Regions from separate parts of the Homo sapiens genome. Here region 1 is linked to region 2. A link is a loop called in an ENCODE intact Hi-C map of the cell type or tissue named here. Cell type or tissue: Caco-2. All regions are shown on one strand. Links, peaks and the distances in the headings refer to the core of each region. The heading gives the core; the rest is flanking DNA. Region 1 overlaps CRACR2A (calcium release activated channel regulator 2A). Region 2 has its middle 51 kb from the start of CRACR2A.

Region 1 (8,915 bases), core at 443-8,442, 150 kb before region 2:
AACTCCAATTCCATTAATCTAGAGAAGCTTTTAAGGGTAGCCAGAAGCCCTGAAAATTCTTAGGAAATAACTAAAACAGTTCAAACAGAACATAGACCTTTTCTATGTCCCTAAAGCAACTAAAAACCCTGCATTTTTATAGCTTCAGCTTTTCTTGGCTGTTGATTATGCTTTGCAGAGCTTCCAATCCTCTCACCAGAGGAAGAATCAAACCAAGGTACATATATCATAATAAATTTAGTTTAATGAATATGGCCGGCAAGGGGAGGAAGAAGTAACAACAAGGAATTTGGCGTGATTCTCAAGAGGCTCCTGTGTAATCAGGCAAGCATGCAGTAATTAAATCGAGTGGCAATCATTCATTTGAGGGATAAATGTAATTGCTAGGAACTTAATGCATAATAGAGAGGAAGAGAAAGAGTAGGAGAAGCAAGGTACAACTGTGGATGGGGAAATGGGGAGGCAGCTGGCAGTTCCCGGAGTAGAAATCATCTTGCTGCAGAAGGAAAGAGACCTAAATTCATAGCTTGGGTAGCAGCAGCAGTGGAATAGTCTCTAGTCTTAGCAGGGCTGTCTTCAAGTAGATTTTGATGTGCTGCTAAAAATAGCCCTCTCTATTGAAACGGAAGCAATGTGTCTTGGTCTGTCCAGAGCTGGATTCCTTCCAGCACCAGGCACAACAAAACAGGAGGCCAGTGGCACCCTAGCCTGTCTCCCTCAGGAGCCCTTGCTAAGCAGTGGAGGCCACTAAGTAGGAGGCTTGCCTAGGTAGTCAGTCTTTCTGGGGTCGTTAGCCAGGTACTCCCAGCCATAGAGACACAGCCATATAGACACTGCCCTGCAGAGGGCACCACCCAGCCTGCCTCCTGGAGGCTCGGGTACATCAGAGAGGAGTGTCTGGTGTCTGCATCCTTCCTGCAGGGATGGAAGCAGCCACAAAAGATGCCAATGAACCAGTCCAGGCACCACACAGCCAGGGAAGAGACAGGCTGACCTTGGAAGAACCTGTTCCAGCAGAGGTATCCATGGCCATATTCTAGAGGGAAGAAACTTATCTGCAGCCTCCCCCCAGATATAGTGGTAGACAGTGTCTCTTGTACCTCAGCATTCCCCTCTTTTCTTATACAGGAGGCAGGAAACAAATTCAAATTTTGGCATTCTCGTGGCTCCTGGGTATAATTATAGGAACATGTCTGCAGATACCTCGTGGGGGAATGCTCGGCAACTTTTCCAAGTGAAACACCTGGTATTGGAGAAGTAAAGGTTTTATGTTGGGATCACCTGTGATTTTAAATGCTATCTTTTGCGCGACTAAATAGTTCTTCTCAGGTTAAAAACTCAAAAGTCCTTAAGTGAATGGCAGGGAAAGTGGGCAAGAGGCAGAGAAAAGGAGAGAGTGAAGAGCCAGGTACTCTGGGGCCATGGATGGCAACATACCCTTTTCTGCTTCTGGGTGAGCTGCTCCAGCTCCTGCTCCTTACATAACAGTTTCTGCTCCAGCTCTTGACTGCGGGCTTGAAACCTCTCTGTGTCCTGCCAAGCCAGAAAGAGGGACACACAGGACCCAAATGTAGCACACCCGGGTTATAGATTTTTTTTTTCCCACCTTGAACCTACTCAACATCAGGGCCCATCCTATTAGACCATGGGGCTTTTCCCACAGCACTGCAGGGCTCTGGTAACCTGCCTGCCCCATCAGGGAGGACCAAATGAGACAGAGATAGTGCAAGCGCTTAGTGAGGCAGGATGCAAACTCCCAGCAAGCGTGGCCATGTTCAATGACTGTGCACCACCACCCTCCTCTCCGCCAAAAAAGGGGCAGTGTCAGCCAGTTGTGGTACACTGAATGGGGAGAATTGGGGCTGAGTTCAAACATCAGGCCTTGGTCTCCTCATGTGCAAATTGGGGGTGACTGGGGGAGGCAGATGACCCCTCGGACACCTTCCGACCTGGATATTCTGTTCCAGGTTGGGCATTGGCATCGGATCCCTTAAATTGGCCTCACTCTGGAAACACAGGGCCATTTCCTCTTCCTCTTGAGGGTCTAAGTGTTCATATTTGCCCACTGTGACTGAAGTCTCCCAAGCCCTGCTCCTCAGGATGTTTTAATATCTGCTCCTTCCCTAGGCTGGGCTTCCCCCACAGAGAGGTGCTGAAGCAGGTGAGAAGGGGCCTGGCTATGGGACGAGGAGGAAAGTGTGTGGGCTATCAGGTGCCTGATGCTCTCAGCAGAGCCAGATCTGTGGTGTAAGGCCCCTGAGCCGAGCGGGACACAACTTGGGTTCCAGCCCTGGCTTCATCCAACCAACTTGCTTCATTCTTTTGGATCACTGTTTGTTCACAGAATAGAAACAAAAATACCCATGCCATCTGCAGCACTCCACTTGCCTGAAGGCGGAATGGAGGTACAAAATGTGCAGGAAGAGAAGAAACCATTGTAACTGCCATATAACTCACTACCGGAGCCCCCTGGGGTTCCTGTCATATGGAAGGACTCTTTCCCAAGGAGGACAGCGTGGGATGCTGCACTAGACGGGTGTCCTGGCATGACAGCAGCAGCAGCGCGGTGGGGGAACACGGCCCCCTCGGGCCAGAGGCCTTTGGACACCTCCATTCAAAGGCGCAGGATGCTTCCTTGCGCATCCTCTATGGATGTTACCAGGTTCTTCTGCCCATTTCTAGGCTGGTAAATGGGCAGAAGAACCACTGGGACAGCCTGTGATTATCCTCATGTTAACCACATGAATGGCAGAGGTACGATCTGACCAGACAGCACCTGCTCCCAACATTTGCTTCCAGAGAATCAGCCCCAGGGAATTTGCCTCCTTCAGCTTGGCTGCTGCTCTCTGTGAAAAATGCTGGGAGCAGCGAGCGGCTCCAGAATCCCCATGATGATGTGGCTGTACCCACAATGGGCCTACAGAGCATCCTCACAATGCGCCAGGACAGGGCGTTCAGGGGGTGTAGCATCACATCCTGGGGTTGGAAGGTGCAAGTGATTAGGTACTTCCTTCACGGTCAAACAAACTGGTAAGGGTCAAGCCAGGATCCAAATTCCGGTCCGAGGGTCCAGCCTTTTCCATGATGTCAGAAACTGTAGCACCACTATCCTTGATCTATCTCCAGGCAAAAGCCTTTGTATCTAATGGCTTAATAGTGCTGCAAAAACATCTGAGCAGTTTCCATGTTCACCCAGAAGGCATAAATCTAAGCACTGAGCTTTAAAGGCATTTGGTGTCAAGAAGGGAGAAGGAGGGAGCAGAAGGGGAGAGGGAGGCTGGGTCACCTACAGTGATGCAAACTTGTCCTTGAATTTTTTTCCTCTGACCTCTGCCCTCGCCCATTCCCCATGCCCTGGCCCAGCATTTACTTCCAAAATCACGTCTTTTCCTTTAGCTAGGACCTCTGACCTATAGTCATGGCCCAGGCAGAGGGGACAAGATGCCCCATGGAGCTCAGCCTCTCTGTGCAGGATGTCATTCGGGATAAAGGGGGTGGCTGTCCGATGGCGGGGAGGTGGGGTGGGGAGCTGCTGTTCTCAGGAACTATTTTGGGATCTGCTGATGAGAAGTGTGTGAGTTCTGTCTGCCGTCAACTAGGTTGAGGGGCAGGAGCAGCCAGAATGCTTTCAGGCGCTACAAGAGGGAGGAGGCCTGGAAATGCTGACAAGCCTCCAGAGGGCGCTAATTGGAGGACACGACCAGATTTTCTTGAAAAGCACTCCGATTCCCTCAGTTTGAATGACATCTGTGATAATAAATGCAGCAGTGGTGTCGATAATCTGAGGCAGCATAAAACTTAAAATTGGCTCAAGAGAAGGGGTTGTGAGAATAGCCGGGCTTAGTGCTGAGCGGCAAGGGAGGCTGCCATCTAAGATCAAAGCCTTTTCTGCAGAGAACTCACCAAGTAGATAGTCCAAAAATGGGTACTAGAGAGTTCTCTGAAGCTTTTTTTTTTTTAAATTAGTTTTATGAACATGTTTCCAGAAGGATCCTGCTTACCTTGGCAAAGAAGAGGATTTCGCCAATCCTGACCTCTTGAGACAAATGGCAGGGCTTGGGAAGGGGCTGATAAGGGTCAGACCAGGAAGAGGGAAGGGAGTTACCACTTCCTCCGTGGTATCTGTGGAAGGTGGGATTTGTTTTTTCTTGGCTATTAAATTTTCCATGTGTCTAAGGGTAAAGGATAGGTAGCACAGGCTCTAATGCTTGTCCACTTAGGGGAGCTGCTGGGCACAGGGTGAACTGGGCTGGTGCATTTGGGTGCATTTGCCATATAAATCTAGGAAGTCAATGTCAGATCCAATTTAACAGGGAAAGCATGAGCCTCCATCCTTTCATTCATTCACTCATTCACTTGTTCATTCATTCATTCATTTAACAAACACTTGTTGAGCACCTAGTATGTTCCAGGCATTGTCTATGTGCTGAGGATACCTTAGTTAATAAAAGATAAAATCTCTGCTCTTTTGCAACTTATATGCTAGCAGGAGGAGATAGACACTCAATAAAAATAAACAAGGATATTACATGTCCTGTGTGAAGGTGATAAATGCCTTGAAAAAAAAATACAGCAGAGAAAGAGGGAATCAATAGTGCATGGATGGGGGCACCAAAATCTTAAACCTGGGGGAGACAGAGCAGATATGTCAAGCTGGCCTCAGAGCCAAGCCTGGGGAGCGTACACTTACCTTCAGGAGAAACTGCTCCTTCTCACTTTTGATTTGTTGTTCCATCTCCTCATAGAGATGCTGGATTTCTTCATCATAAGCAGCAATTTTCCTACAGAGGTGGCAAAAGGAGAGTCTCATTGAGGTTCCCCTACTCCACAGCGGTAGCTCCTGGAGCTCAGACACCAGTTCCCCAACTCTGGAGCTGTGGGTGTGGGGGTGACAGCATAGGTCAGGTCAGCCAACGCTATAAGATCAGTCCCTCATGATCAGCTAACCCGACAAGGGATGCAGACCACAGAGGCCTTGCGAGACCTGCCCCTGCAACTGTTAGGTTTCATGTGGCCTCTCCTCCTTCTGTCCCCCAGCCATCACTCCTAGATGATCCCTATGCTCCTCGGTGAAGCTTCCCTGGACCATCTCCCTTTATTTTACTTTATTTCAACACAAGCCCACAGGCCTCTGCCAGACGTATCATCCCTGTTCCCGCTGATCTCCACGCTCATAGACTATATGAAGTTGCATTGTGTGGGTTTCTTTCCTGTTCCGTTTCCTGGTTTATCTTGTCCCTGTTTGCATGCTTTCTCTCTGCCTGTCCACATCAGGACCCTCTGACCCTGCACTCTCAGGGGACTCTCCCTGTATGCCTGAGTTTGTGTGATCCATGTTTCTCATGAGATTCTCAAGAGATTCCATGATGATGACAACAAGAGCTACCACACCCCCCACCACAAAGCAAAAGCGACAATGTCTAGTGCCTGTGCCATCTCAGGCTCCAGGGCACAGGCAGACAGTGTGAGACAGGCGAGGCTGGTTGGAGGATGGCGATGACAATGAGATGTCCTCATCCCCACTCTCCTTCTCAGCATCCTTTTCCCACTCTTTCCTCTCCCCCGTCAGAAAGTAAGTACCTAGAGAGATGAAGACAAACACACAGCCTATAGAGAGATGAAGACAAACACACAGCCATGGGGACAAGTTTTGTAGGTCATCCCCACGGATGACCCTTTTCTGCTTCCCCCCTCTCCCCATGATACATCCAACTTCAATGCCCCTCCAAATTCAAACAGGAAAGATCTGGTAGTAGCATTGGAACTGAAACTGGGAGTTACCACACTGAATTATTAACATTCCCAGATAGTTGCATTTTCATACCTTTTTTGCTGACCATGCAGTGAAAGACCCTCTCTGTGGCCCTTACTCCCTATCCTCTCCCCATCCTGTTAAGGAAACTTCAGGCTCTGTGAACAGGCTAATGTGGCTATCAAGGCCTGTTCTGAACATGCAACACACACACACACACACACACACACACACACACACACACACACACACACACACACACAATTTTGGCCCCTGCCATTCTAACTTAAATGATGGCAAGCCCACTGTGCCCTTTATTTAAGGGACTTCAATAATTGAGGAAACAGCCCTGGTTCTCAGTTTTAAGAGGTACTAGGAAGATTTCTGAACTGAACATAAAGGATGGGAATATATTTATTCCCCTGAGCCCTCCATCATTTTAACCCCTAACTCCCATGTCCACTTGGGCCTCCAATCCAGGACCAGACCTTCTCTGCTGTCCAAGGCTTTGCCACAGCCCAATTTCTGTCCCTTTCTCACCTGCCACCTGTTGGGAGAGCATTTTCACCATGTGCACAGGTGAACAATGAACAGGAGTCATTTTGATTGGCATCCTTCCAGCTTTACAGAAACCACAAATCTGACCCAGACAAAGGAACAGTGTGTGAGACTCCATGGTCAGGGGCATTGATCACAGAGCACAGCCTTGGAGTTCCCTTGCTTGGCTGCAACCCCAAGACCAGAAACTTGATTTTGAGTGACTGTACAGTAACGGTCCAGGGTGGGCTCAGCAAGAGATGACAGTCCTCCCAGACCTCCACAAGCTGGGACCCCGTCTTCATGGATACGTCCTGCATCCCTTACTCTTTTTGGCTAAGAGTAAGAAATCTCTTCTTGTTAAATGACCAATGTTTGGGATTGTTACTTTTGCTCTGAGCTAACTCATAAGAATTAAAATAAAATCTTGGAGGGAAAGTAAGGAAAAAGGCTCATGCTATTGACCCTGATACTTCAGTGACAGAAGCAGATACAGTTTGAAGGAACTTTCAGAAAGCAAGATGTTTTCTCTTGGTCCCTGGAATGACCTTCCTGTGTTTGAAGAAACTCAGATGCTAGATGGTAAATGATATCAAGGAAAACTTTAGACAGAGATTCCAGCTATATAAATACGGTAAAACTAATAAAGTAAGATGAGAGAAACTTAAACATTGATTTGGCTCTGCTAAAGCAATTCATATAAAGTTATTCATATAAACGGCTTACTATTTATTTCTAATAACCATGCGGGGCATTAATTCTATAATATAATTAAATGTGCTATAGTAACTTTGATCTACTTTTTATTTGATTAAATTAACACACTCTAAGTTTTTCATGCTCACATACCAGCTTGCTGGTATGTGAATTAAGTTATTTTACAAACCACTAAAAAATAACTGGCAGGAAGATAGATACAGGGTTTGAAGAGTGCCTCCTCCTAGCCCTCACTCACAAAGGCTAGGCCTACCACAGAGAAGCCCTAGGATTCCAGGTGGGCATCAGAGATCCTGGGCCCAACCAGACTCATATATGGAAGCAAGCTTTTGGAAAGTTGGTCTGCTGTGAGACTCTCCAGGCTTGAATGACTATGAGAAGCCTCGGTTAGAACACACTAATCCCAGGAATGGGGAAGATTAAGGTGCTGTGCATACCAGTCATGTCACTAAACCAGCGCAGGGACGAGAAGACTTGCATTCTGATCCCAGAACCAGCTCCTTTCCTCAGTGTGACCTTGGGTAAGTGCTCTGACCTCCTCACATCCTGAGGCGGTACCTGCCCTATGTTCCTCCCTACATTGTCATAAAGAACAAATGAGAGTGGATGTGAAAAGCGTCAGAACCACAGAGCCCTCAGTAAATGTAAGGGATTATTTACTCCTGTCATTTTAATCATGGACTGTGGAGGACAAAGGGCAGTGCTCCCCAGGGGGAAGAGAGTCTTGGTTTCAAGGATAAAAGGCCTGCTGGGTTTGGAAAGGCTGATGCAATTGGGAAGATGAAGAAGAAATAACTCAGTCAATAAAAGTGCCTGTCAGACCAATCCATTGGAGACCCAGGCTGTGTGTGAGCAGGAGCTGCAGAGCCAGGAGCCTGTGTCTGCAGGAGCCCCGCAGTGGCTGCGCGGGCAGTGGCAGCAAGAGACACTAAAAAGATGTGCACATATGGTGAGTCACATTCAGCAAGGCTCGCCATATTCTGCCATCAGGGGAAAGAGACAACTCATCATGTTTGCTTATCATATACATCCTCGTTGCCACAATTTCTAAAACCACTTCTATTGCCTAATGCATATAAATGGACTTTGAAGTCTTCTCTGTGAAGATTTTGCCATCTATTCCAACCCTCATGACCCCTTCTCTGAACTCAGATGACAGCATATGTCTTCATTTGATCATTTAACAATTAATCTTAAATAGTCCTGAACAACTGTTTCATTTGGGTTCATGTTGTCTCAATTAGGTTATAAACACGCAGGCATTTATGTCACCCACAGGGCCTGAACTCAAAATGTTAATGCCAAAAACCTGTAAAAACTCAATTTACAATTTTGGGTACCGAACTCAGAAGCTCATGGACCATTTCGAGGGAATACTAGATACCATGGGAGTTAAAGAACTTCAGATTTGGAAGGTTTGTCTGATCTAACTACCTGTTTTTCCAGTGTTAAAATTCTTGCGACAATACCACGTCAAGGACTTACCCAGACTAGGTTAGAATACCCCCAGTGACAGAGAACTTGCTGTTTCTCTAAGCAGTTATTTCATCTTTGGGATATTCTGGCTCACAGAAATCTGTCTTTCCATGACCTTACTCTTCTTCTGCATAAAAGCCTTTCATGTATTTCAGAATGGCATCAAGACTTCAAGGAGTTGCCTTGGGTTCCGGTCAAGCCTCTCCACTTCCTCCAACTGTGTCTCACATGGATTTTTTACAAATCCCTTTACAATTCCCTTCATGCTTCTTCAGATGGGCCGTAATGATCTTTCTCAAGCCACGGCAGTGCCAAACTGAATGCCCAGTGTATGAGTTGGACTTGTGCAGATTAGAGCTGACTATTACCTCTCTTGTTCTAGATGCTGCATATCTATTCATACAGCCTAAAACCTCATTAACTTTTCTTGGCA
Region 2 (8,915 bases), core at 492-8,491:
ACCTTATTTTTGGCCAGGTATGTTGCTTCTAATTATTTACACACATGTTAGGCTACAGTAATTATCCTTTTGTATAAAAAATAATTTAACAGGGACAAATGTAAAGGCCTTTGTTTAGGCTCAAAACTTCAATCATATAATTATAGATTCTATTTTTCTGGGCTTCTAGAAATTTTTAGAAAAAAATCTGTGATTTTTTTGTTAGTGACAAGTGCAATATTCCTCAATAGTGCAACCAGTATGAGGTTAATATCAGGAAGACACATTAGTTCCACTGTACTCTGTGATAGTCACATTACAGCTCAAATACAGTATCTGTTTCAGATTTCACCCTTCATAAGCAACATGGAGAGATATTTAAAAGACATCAATACAATTTGACAATTTATCAGACGAGGGATGGCTGAAAGAAGGGAGGGATTTAATACTGAAGAAGAGAAGACATTTGGTTATAAGATCTTAGATTTTAAATACAGGAAGGAATATGTTGGGGAAGCTTATATTTACTCCAATGACTGAGAGCTATATGAGGCAGATTTCAGATGTGGCCTAGAGCAGTTTAAAAAAAAAAAAAAAAACTCCCAAAGCTAGGGACACGATAATGAATTCTAATAGACTACCTTTTTCCCACTGAGGGCTGTAAGATTGGAAGGGCTGGCTAACATCAGAAATGGTACGAGTTAGAAACAGCTGCTTCCTCCTCTTCTGCATATTCTTGGATATTAGCATTCTTCAAGGTTCCATCCTTGGCCTCTCAACACTTTCCACACTTATCCTGGGTGAACTTCTATAGCTTTATAGAAGCCACTTCTATAGCTTTAACAACCACTTATCTAAAGGTGGCTTTTACATCTATATTTCTAGCCATGATTTTTCTCTTGAGCTCCTTGCCATCTAGAGAAGTCTTTTCAAATGTAATATATCAAAATCAGAGTTAATTATCTTCCTGTTGTCATTAGTCAGGACTAATGTGTCAGAAACACTAGCCAGCAAAGGCAAAAAGAGTAATTTATTGGCTTATGTTAACCAAACCATGGCAGGAATTAAGCCAGCTTCAGGATGCTTGAAATCAGAAACCAAAAGGCCACCAGAACTCTCCTATCTCTCATATTTGCTTCTCTCTGTGTTAGTTTCACTTTTCCCTACTGAATACCAGCTTCTTACGCCCATGAAAGACAAAACCACTAGCATCACTGGAGTTGCAACTTCCCAGATCCATCACCAGATTTCCCTTAGTGACAATTCAAAATTCAAAAATACCAGGGAAGGGGTCAGACTGGGTCATGCACCCCTACTTAGGCCAAACACTGTGGACCAGCGTAGAGTACAAGACACTATGACTGAACCAGCTTGCATCTGGTATCCACCCCAAGAACAATCACTATAGATAAGGAGATAGCGTCTTGTATTCTAAAAGGTGGGAACAGGGGCAGGGGTAGAAAGCAGCTCTTCTTAGGTTCACATGTACAAGTTGAAGCAGGGGAGAACAACAGGCTACCACTGCTGTTCCAGGAAAAAGGAGCAGTGCCCACCACACTCTCCAACGACGTTCTGTCTTCCACATTGTTAATCTCCACTAATGACATCTCTGCGTACCCAGTCTTACAAACTGTGCCCCAACTTCTTAAAAACTCTGGTCAGTTCCTCAAACAAAACCCAAACTCCTTAACTTAAAATACAAATCCCTTTCCAACCATGCTTAACATTTTTTTTGTCTCCCCAAATTATTCTGTTCCATTCCCACTCCCTGCTTTCCCCACACGACCATGTGTTGCTGCTGCACACGCTTCAGACACGCAGGGCCCTTTCCTGGCTCTACACACTGGTCCGTGATTTGTAGGGATTGGATTGTCCTTTTTCACTTCTGTCACACGCTATTTTCCTACAAGATTCAGGTAAAACGTTGCCTTATTACCCTTAGGTTACACCTACCCTACTCTCCAGGAATAGCTGATCCCTTGGCTTTCTGCATTTCCCATGATAGGGAATTCATGTCTCTGACCAGCACTTAGCACATGGAATTATTTGTTTGATTACATAACTATCTCCTCAGTAGGCCAAGAGCTTCTGGAAGGTAAGGACCACACCTTGTTCATCTTGGATGTTAATCCAGCACAGGGCCTGGCATATAACTGCTGGCACATAGTGGATAGTAAATAAATATTTAATGACCAAAGCAACAATTTGAAACTTCTAATTTTAAGATTTGTTTGGTAGTTTTAACACCTGCAACCACATAATAACAAAACTAAGACTTTCTTCCTCTTTCTTCCTTCCTTCCAGAAATGAGAGTGAATTAATGGATAATGAATGTTTCCTTTGTTTTCATTATTTCTATCCAAAGTATTTCAAATTTATCCAATTTTATTGCAGCACCCGCCACCAGTATTGTCATCAACTTCTGAACCATTTTCCCTGTCATTAGTCCAAAATGGTGATATATTTTATTTTCCTTGAGTTTGAAAATATACACTAAATCTATGACCATCTAGATATTATAAAAGTATCAGGTGACTATTGCTGCTTCTGTTGAAGTTGGCAATGAAAAGTATAAGAGATATACAAAATCATACTATCCTTATCCATAAACCTGTCTGGCCCCCTGGCCCACTAACGGTTTTCTGGAATGGATGAGAAACAGATATGCCTGGAAGCCAAGGGAAATGGACATTAATAACTCAAAATCACAGATTTGTTCTCATTTATGTTGCCTGGCCTTTCTGTGGCTTGTTTTTTCTCCCCTGCATGCCAAGTTCCTTACTTATGTTTCTTGAGAGGCGAAGGATAGGGTGAGATCTGACACCATGCCACTGCAGTGTGACTTCTCCCAGACTAGCAGGGGTTTACTCATGGCCCCACAGAGGCCCTTCTCCTGGAACACGGCAGCCAGCAGTGATTATTGTATCTAAGTCTTGAGCAACTAGCATATGTCAGACACTGTGCTAAGTGCTCCATATACTCACACAGCCTCAGGTAATTCTCACAACAGCATTAAACTGTGAGGAAAGAGCAGTTCTGAGAAGCCGGTCAACTTCTGCAAGGCTACACGGCTAGAAAGCAGCAAATCTGGGTCTGTTGCCAGGATCACCTGACTCTAAAACCTGTGTTTTATTAGAACACATTGCTTTTCAAACACAAAATCCTGACACACACCTTTCACAATACTACTCTCCTGCTACAAAAATTCTTTAAATGAACAATATCAGTGCCAAGATCTTGCATATATGGCGGCAGCACAACACGATTACACTGGAAGATAGATCACTAGACTGGGAATCACACTGCCTGGGGTCTCTGCCTGGTTCTGACATGGAAACGTGATCGCAGGCATTCAGTTCTTCCTGTCTTCCACAGTCACAAATTGGCCTCACCTCAATTTTGTAGGAAGAGTATAAAAATTATACCTTTAAAATATTTGTGGTATACCATTTCAAGTCCTAAGACTTTGAGAGAAGGACTTCAGAAACATCTGGAGTTGATACGCCCCCTGTTTCAATTTGAAGCTAAGTTTATGGCCCATCTTTTCTGACACACATTTTTTTAAAAAGAGCATAGAATATCATATCTCAGAGGGCATATTGTGTTCTGAGGTGTTAACTTTACAATGTTAAGAACCCGAGTTCTTAACCCGAACCCCCAAGGAAGACAAAACTTGGGGGCTCCATAACTCAAGCATGATGGAGAACACAGCCAGGAGGTAGTGCCAGAGGTAAATAAGAAGCTGGGGAGTACAGCCAGAAGCACGTTAGGGGATTCAGAATCTTTCTGGCAAGGTGAGGGATGGGTGGATGGGTGAGCTGAAGGAGTAAGGTTGACAGGGAACTCACTGGTAACAGTCTTTCTGCGCACGGCCTCAGAAAATGGCCAACGATCTTTTTCTAAATTAACTTAAATTAATGCGACTTCACCTGAAGAAAGAAGGAAAACAGATTAGATGACAGTATGTGGCACGGTTATTTAGGAAGAATTTTCACCAGGCAAAATTCTAAAATAATAGACTAGGTTCCTATTGGGAAGATGTGTCCTTTTCCTAGCAGTTACTATAAACGGGATAAATACCTATGTCGGTGGATTTGACCAGGGGTTGTCCCACCTGGTGGCAGGGACTAGATAACTTCTGGAAGGTCCTTTGACCCTGCTCTCTAAAATGCAGCTATGAACTCAGCGCCCAGTTTGTTGTGCCAGTTCCGAAGCAAGATGCTGCCACCTAGCGTCTGCTGTTCTCACACGCAGTAGCACCTAACTGCCTACATACACTTTCATTAGAAAAGCCCTGATAATGTAGTCTGTCCTTCAGTCGGACAAAACAGGCCTAAACACTAAATCCATGTGGAAAATGGAATCAACATTAAATTATTTGTTAAACTAAAATATTCTTTTGAGAAGAATGTAAGAGCAGTCAGCACAGCAAGGAATCATGAAAATCCAGAGTTCACCTACATTGCCCGTGGGTCAACTACGTAAACAGCTAGAGAACATGCAGGGAACTCGTTCTGAGTGTCTTTAATGTATAGATATAGACCCAAGCAGTGGAATATACGAGGAAAGAAATTATAGATCAAGGCCGGGCGCGGTGGCTCAAGCCTGTAATCCCAGCACTTTGGGAGGCCAAGGTGGGCGGACCATGAGGTCAGGAGATAGAGACCATCCTGGCTAACACGGTGAAACCCCGTCTCTACTAAAAATACAAAAAAATTAGCCAGGTGGTGACAGGCGCCTGTAGTCCCAGCTACTCAGGAGGCTGAGGCAGGAGAATGGCGTGAACCCAGGAGGCGAAGGTTGCAGTGAGCCGAGATCGCACCACTGCACTCCAGCCTGGGTGACAGAGCGAGACTCCGTTTCACAAAAAAAAAAAAAAAAAAAGAAAGAAAAGAAAAGAAAAAGAAATTATAGATCAAGGTAAGAACCAATTTTCTAGCATTCAGAATTGTCTACAGCATGTAGTATTTCCTAATCATTGAAAGTATCCAGTACAAGCTGGAATACTTGTGGGAAAGCTGAAGAAGGCATTTAAACTAGCAAAACGGTTAACTGAAACACAATTTTATCCAAGACTTCTTATCCAAGACTTGGAGAACCTTGAAGGCAGAGATTTCACTACTGTGTCCTGTGTTTAGGATCGTGCCTGGTATGGAGTACAGGTACCCACTTGCTGGTTTGTTGAATGAGTAAATACATTCTCTTACAATTTCCCAGGAGGAAGAAAAGTAGCCCAAACAAAAGTTAGACAAGTTGAGAACAAAAAGAACAGCCTCTGACATTTAGAAACTGGCCTGGTACTCACAGCTAAGGCATGTTATTCTGATGAACCTAAACTATCTCACAGAAAACCAACCTCTGACAAGGTTATTCTGAGACCACAATAAAATGAGACAAAACAAGGTCATTTCATAATTGTGTCTAAGAACAGACAAAAATAAGGTCACTGTGCCACCCACAGAATACCAACCACTTCTCTCAGCCAGATGAGCAACTGCTTCTGCTTTGCTAATTACAGCTTATCCTCAGCTAGACTTCCCTCTCTATAGATAAGATTTATGAACATGCCAAATCATAGAATTGCCCCTGCTTTCTGACGGCATCCAATTAGAGTGAAATCCTAACTCCTCAGACCCTTCCCCATATCCCCAAAGCCCAAACCCTACAAAAGCTTTTCTTGCACCCTCCTACCGGGACACCCCATAGTTCCTCAGGGTGTGTGTGCTCTCTGGCTGCCATGAGTAATAAACCTAATTTGTTTAACTTACAGGGTTGCTCCTGGTGGTCTTTGGCCAAAGGGCACTGACCAAGTAAATGCTAAGAAAAAAAAAAGTTATGTCCCTACTTCCAAGTACACTATAAATACTGTATGAATCCTAGCTTGTGAGGGTTGTATTAGGTATAGAAGACTTCTTGAAAGACGAGGGGCCTTACGTATTAATACCCACCAGCATTTACTGAGGCTTCGTGCCGGGCATCATCCCAAACACTTCACAAGTATTACTTCATCCAGTTCTCACAACAACCCTCTAGGGTAGACACTATTATTATCACCACTTTATAGATGAGGAAACAGCAGCACAGAGAGCTTAAGCAACCTGCTCAAGTGAAACAGGTGGTAAAGGGTGGCGCCAGGAATCAACGTGGACGTCTGACTCCAGAGCCCATGCTTCAAATAGAGTTTTCAAGAGGGAGGAATATGACTGTGTGTTCTAGGGAGAGGCAAAAAGGCATAAGCAAAGGCATGGGGGCCAAGAAGGAACTCCTTTACCCAACAAGCTTCTTGATTCCCTTAAACTGTATAAAATCTTCACAATCCCTTCTCCACATACCCCTTACTGCTGGGTCCTGGTTCCCTTAAGGCTGACCCCAGGACCAGGCGCAGGGGTTTGGGGCAACACAATTTGAATGGTTTTGATTCTGTCATCTTTGTTTTAATGATAAAAACAATGTTCCAACTTTGCTTCTACCCCTATCTGGTTTTTCTCATCTCTCCAAAGCCTGATATGGCACAGATGGGTGTGGCTGGGGGACATAAAATCCTCCTTCCCTTAATTAACATCTACTTATCTTTCTATCTTCACATTCAAATGTCACTCCCCAGGAAAGCCTTCCCTAATTCCTGAGGACAGGTGAAATCCCTCTGTCAGAGCCTCACAGTGGCCTGAACTTCCCCTTCAGGAAAGTTCATCACTCTTGTCATTACAGTTCATTATGTCTTCCCTGCTAGACTTTAAGTTCCATGAGAGCAGAGGCCATGTCTGACTTGTTCAGTCCCTGGCACGCCACAAGAATTCAGAGCTGTGAACTAGAAAGGGAGTGGGGAAACTAATTAGTGGCAGAGTTTCATGGACAACCAGGTCCATTCTTTTTCCTTCCTACTGCAAGCCCTTGCTTCTTCTCAATGCATCATGATCCCTGCTATTGTATTTTCCCGACCCAAACTCAAAAATCATCTTCAGTCAGGTCAGATGTTGCCTAGGAAAATCTAGCTGTGCTCCGTCAGGTCTTTTTCTCTCAACGAGAGTCTGATTGGTCTATCATAAACTTCACCTTCTGAAAAGTGAACCTTCCCTCTCTGGTGAGTTATCCAAGGTCACACTGAATCAGACAGCAAAGCCAGGAATAAAATTCAGATCAGCTGGCTCCCAAGTTGAGGCTTGATCTTCTTCTTATAGGAATAAAGTGGAGGAAATGAGCTTGCACGCTGATTCTCTGAGACTGTTCATCAAACGTGGGCTTATAATGCCTACAGCTTCCACATGTTATCTAGGAGACATTAAAGCATAATGAGCCCTTCAGGAAAAGGTATTTTTAAAAAGGAAAACACAAGTGCAGTCTGGATGTATAATCAATATTGCAAAGATGATTTCATTAAATTCTGGATGGTGACTCTCCTTAAGTTGGTTTACAATCATGAAGTCAGCATAAGCCACAGAATCAGAATCAGCTTACCGTATAACCTCTTGGTAGAGGGTCCAGCAATGCTAAGAAGCTGCAGAAAACACAAATGTCTTTGGCATAAAACCTATGCTCCAATCTTATGAAAAGCCACTTAAAAATAAGTAAGACAGTGTCTAAATTCTTAGATACGCAGCCACACGGTGAGAGAATTCAAATAGCCAGGTGCTTGGCCTGTAGTGCTGACAAATGGAAGCCAAGCAATTAAAGCTGAGAAAATGGGTTACAAAATCTTACAGCAGGAGACTCAGATCAGTTACAAGGAATTTACTGTTTGGGTTTAGAAATAACTGAGACATCCTTTTACCTGAGATGGATCAAGTAGAGCTCAATATAGGAAGGAGACAGGAGGAAAGAGAGAGATGTAAGTCCCCAAACCACCTTCCATCCTAGAGTTTCTGAAGACATGAGAAGTAAACTACCACTGCTAAAAAGTCAAGGTTAAAACATGAACTTTCAACTTCTCTCCTGGATATTCAGGGCTCACCTCTCCCGGCATATATTACTCACACTAATCAGGCAGCCCGCAAATAATTATGTATTTCATAGTTCTTTGAAATGTTCATTTCTTCCATCTGTGTTGCCCCAAGTAACATTATGAAATGATTCATAAGAAAGTGTGGCAGACTATCTCGTATCACCAAAACTCTTCCTGCATAGAGTGCAAAGGGATAAAAATAACTAAAATCACTTTGTTAAAGTTTCTAATCAACACTAATTTTTGACAAGGGTCTTTTTTTTCCTTTCCGTGCTATTTTTCATTACCTTTTATCTCTTTTACAAGTACAGAGTGTATAATTTCATCTAGAAATTGACTGTCTCGTTGTTTTAAGCAAAAGAAAATATTTTAAAATAAACAAATAATCCTTAAGGAGAGTGGAAAATCTGGAGGCGACACAACTAGGATCACCATAAGATTGTTTCTCGTGTTATTCCTAGCAATTTGGGAGGTAATCACAAACACTCGAATGGCTAGGGAACAGAATTTGGAAGGATGTGGCTCTTCTAGATCAACAATCAAAGCTCAATTGAATTTTTATCACAATGAGTCAATCATTCTGCCCCTCATTTCTCTCAGTTCTAACCTGAGGAGAGCCTTTGATACCATCCTTTCTTGCCAAAGGTTGAACGGAATGTTTAACTCAGTTCAACAGGAATGATGGTAGACACAGTGCGAGTGGCTGGAGGTTAGATGGGCTGTAGGAAGGATACTCCTTGGATGAAGGCAGACACACCCTACAGAGCTGTTCCGCTGAGCCAGGGGAGCACACCAAGAATAAAAAATGCTGCAGATGCCAACTCTTGGCCTGTTTGGGGATTTTTTTTTATAATAGCACACAGTAAATGATTTTTCCCATAGGTTATTTGATTAGCTATTGCTCATGATGATTCAAACTAAGAACAAGAGACTTCCCCCATCCGCAAGTGGGGTACATATGAGTTACAGGCAACAAACTCCTTGGGTCCACTAAGAT

What was found. A loop is a pair of places that touch in the nucleus more often than their neighbours do. Peaks named below come from ENCODE experiments on the same cell type or tissue, not always from the same donor. Only the 100,000 strongest peaks of a DNase experiment are listed, where the experiment ranks them.
Region 1: a loop joins it to region 2, with 11 times the contacts of the local background. A loop is called at or near these places in 19 of 110 quality-filtered maps.

Annotation. Positions count from the first base shown.
Region 1 is chr12:3,654,874-3,663,788 of GRCh38, forward strand. It overlaps CRACR2A (calcium release activated channel regulator 2A), which reads right to left. Exons shown (of 20, transcript NM_001144958.2): 8 at 4,691-4,781; 9 at 1,438-1,533. Among named protein-coding and RNA genes, the nearest start is that of CRACR2A, 94 kb to the right of the region's middle. In Caco-2, for the core only: a CTCF peak has its summit at 878 (motif pointing right); a DNase peak (open chromatin) is centred at 3,661.
Region 2 is chr12:3,799,856-3,808,770 of GRCh38, forward strand. No RefSeq gene overlaps it. Among named protein-coding and RNA genes, the nearest start is that of CRACR2A, 51 kb to the left of the region's middle. In Caco-2, for the core only: CTCF peaks have their summits at 4,188 (motif pointing left) and 4,387; a DNase peak (open chromatin) is centred at 4,186.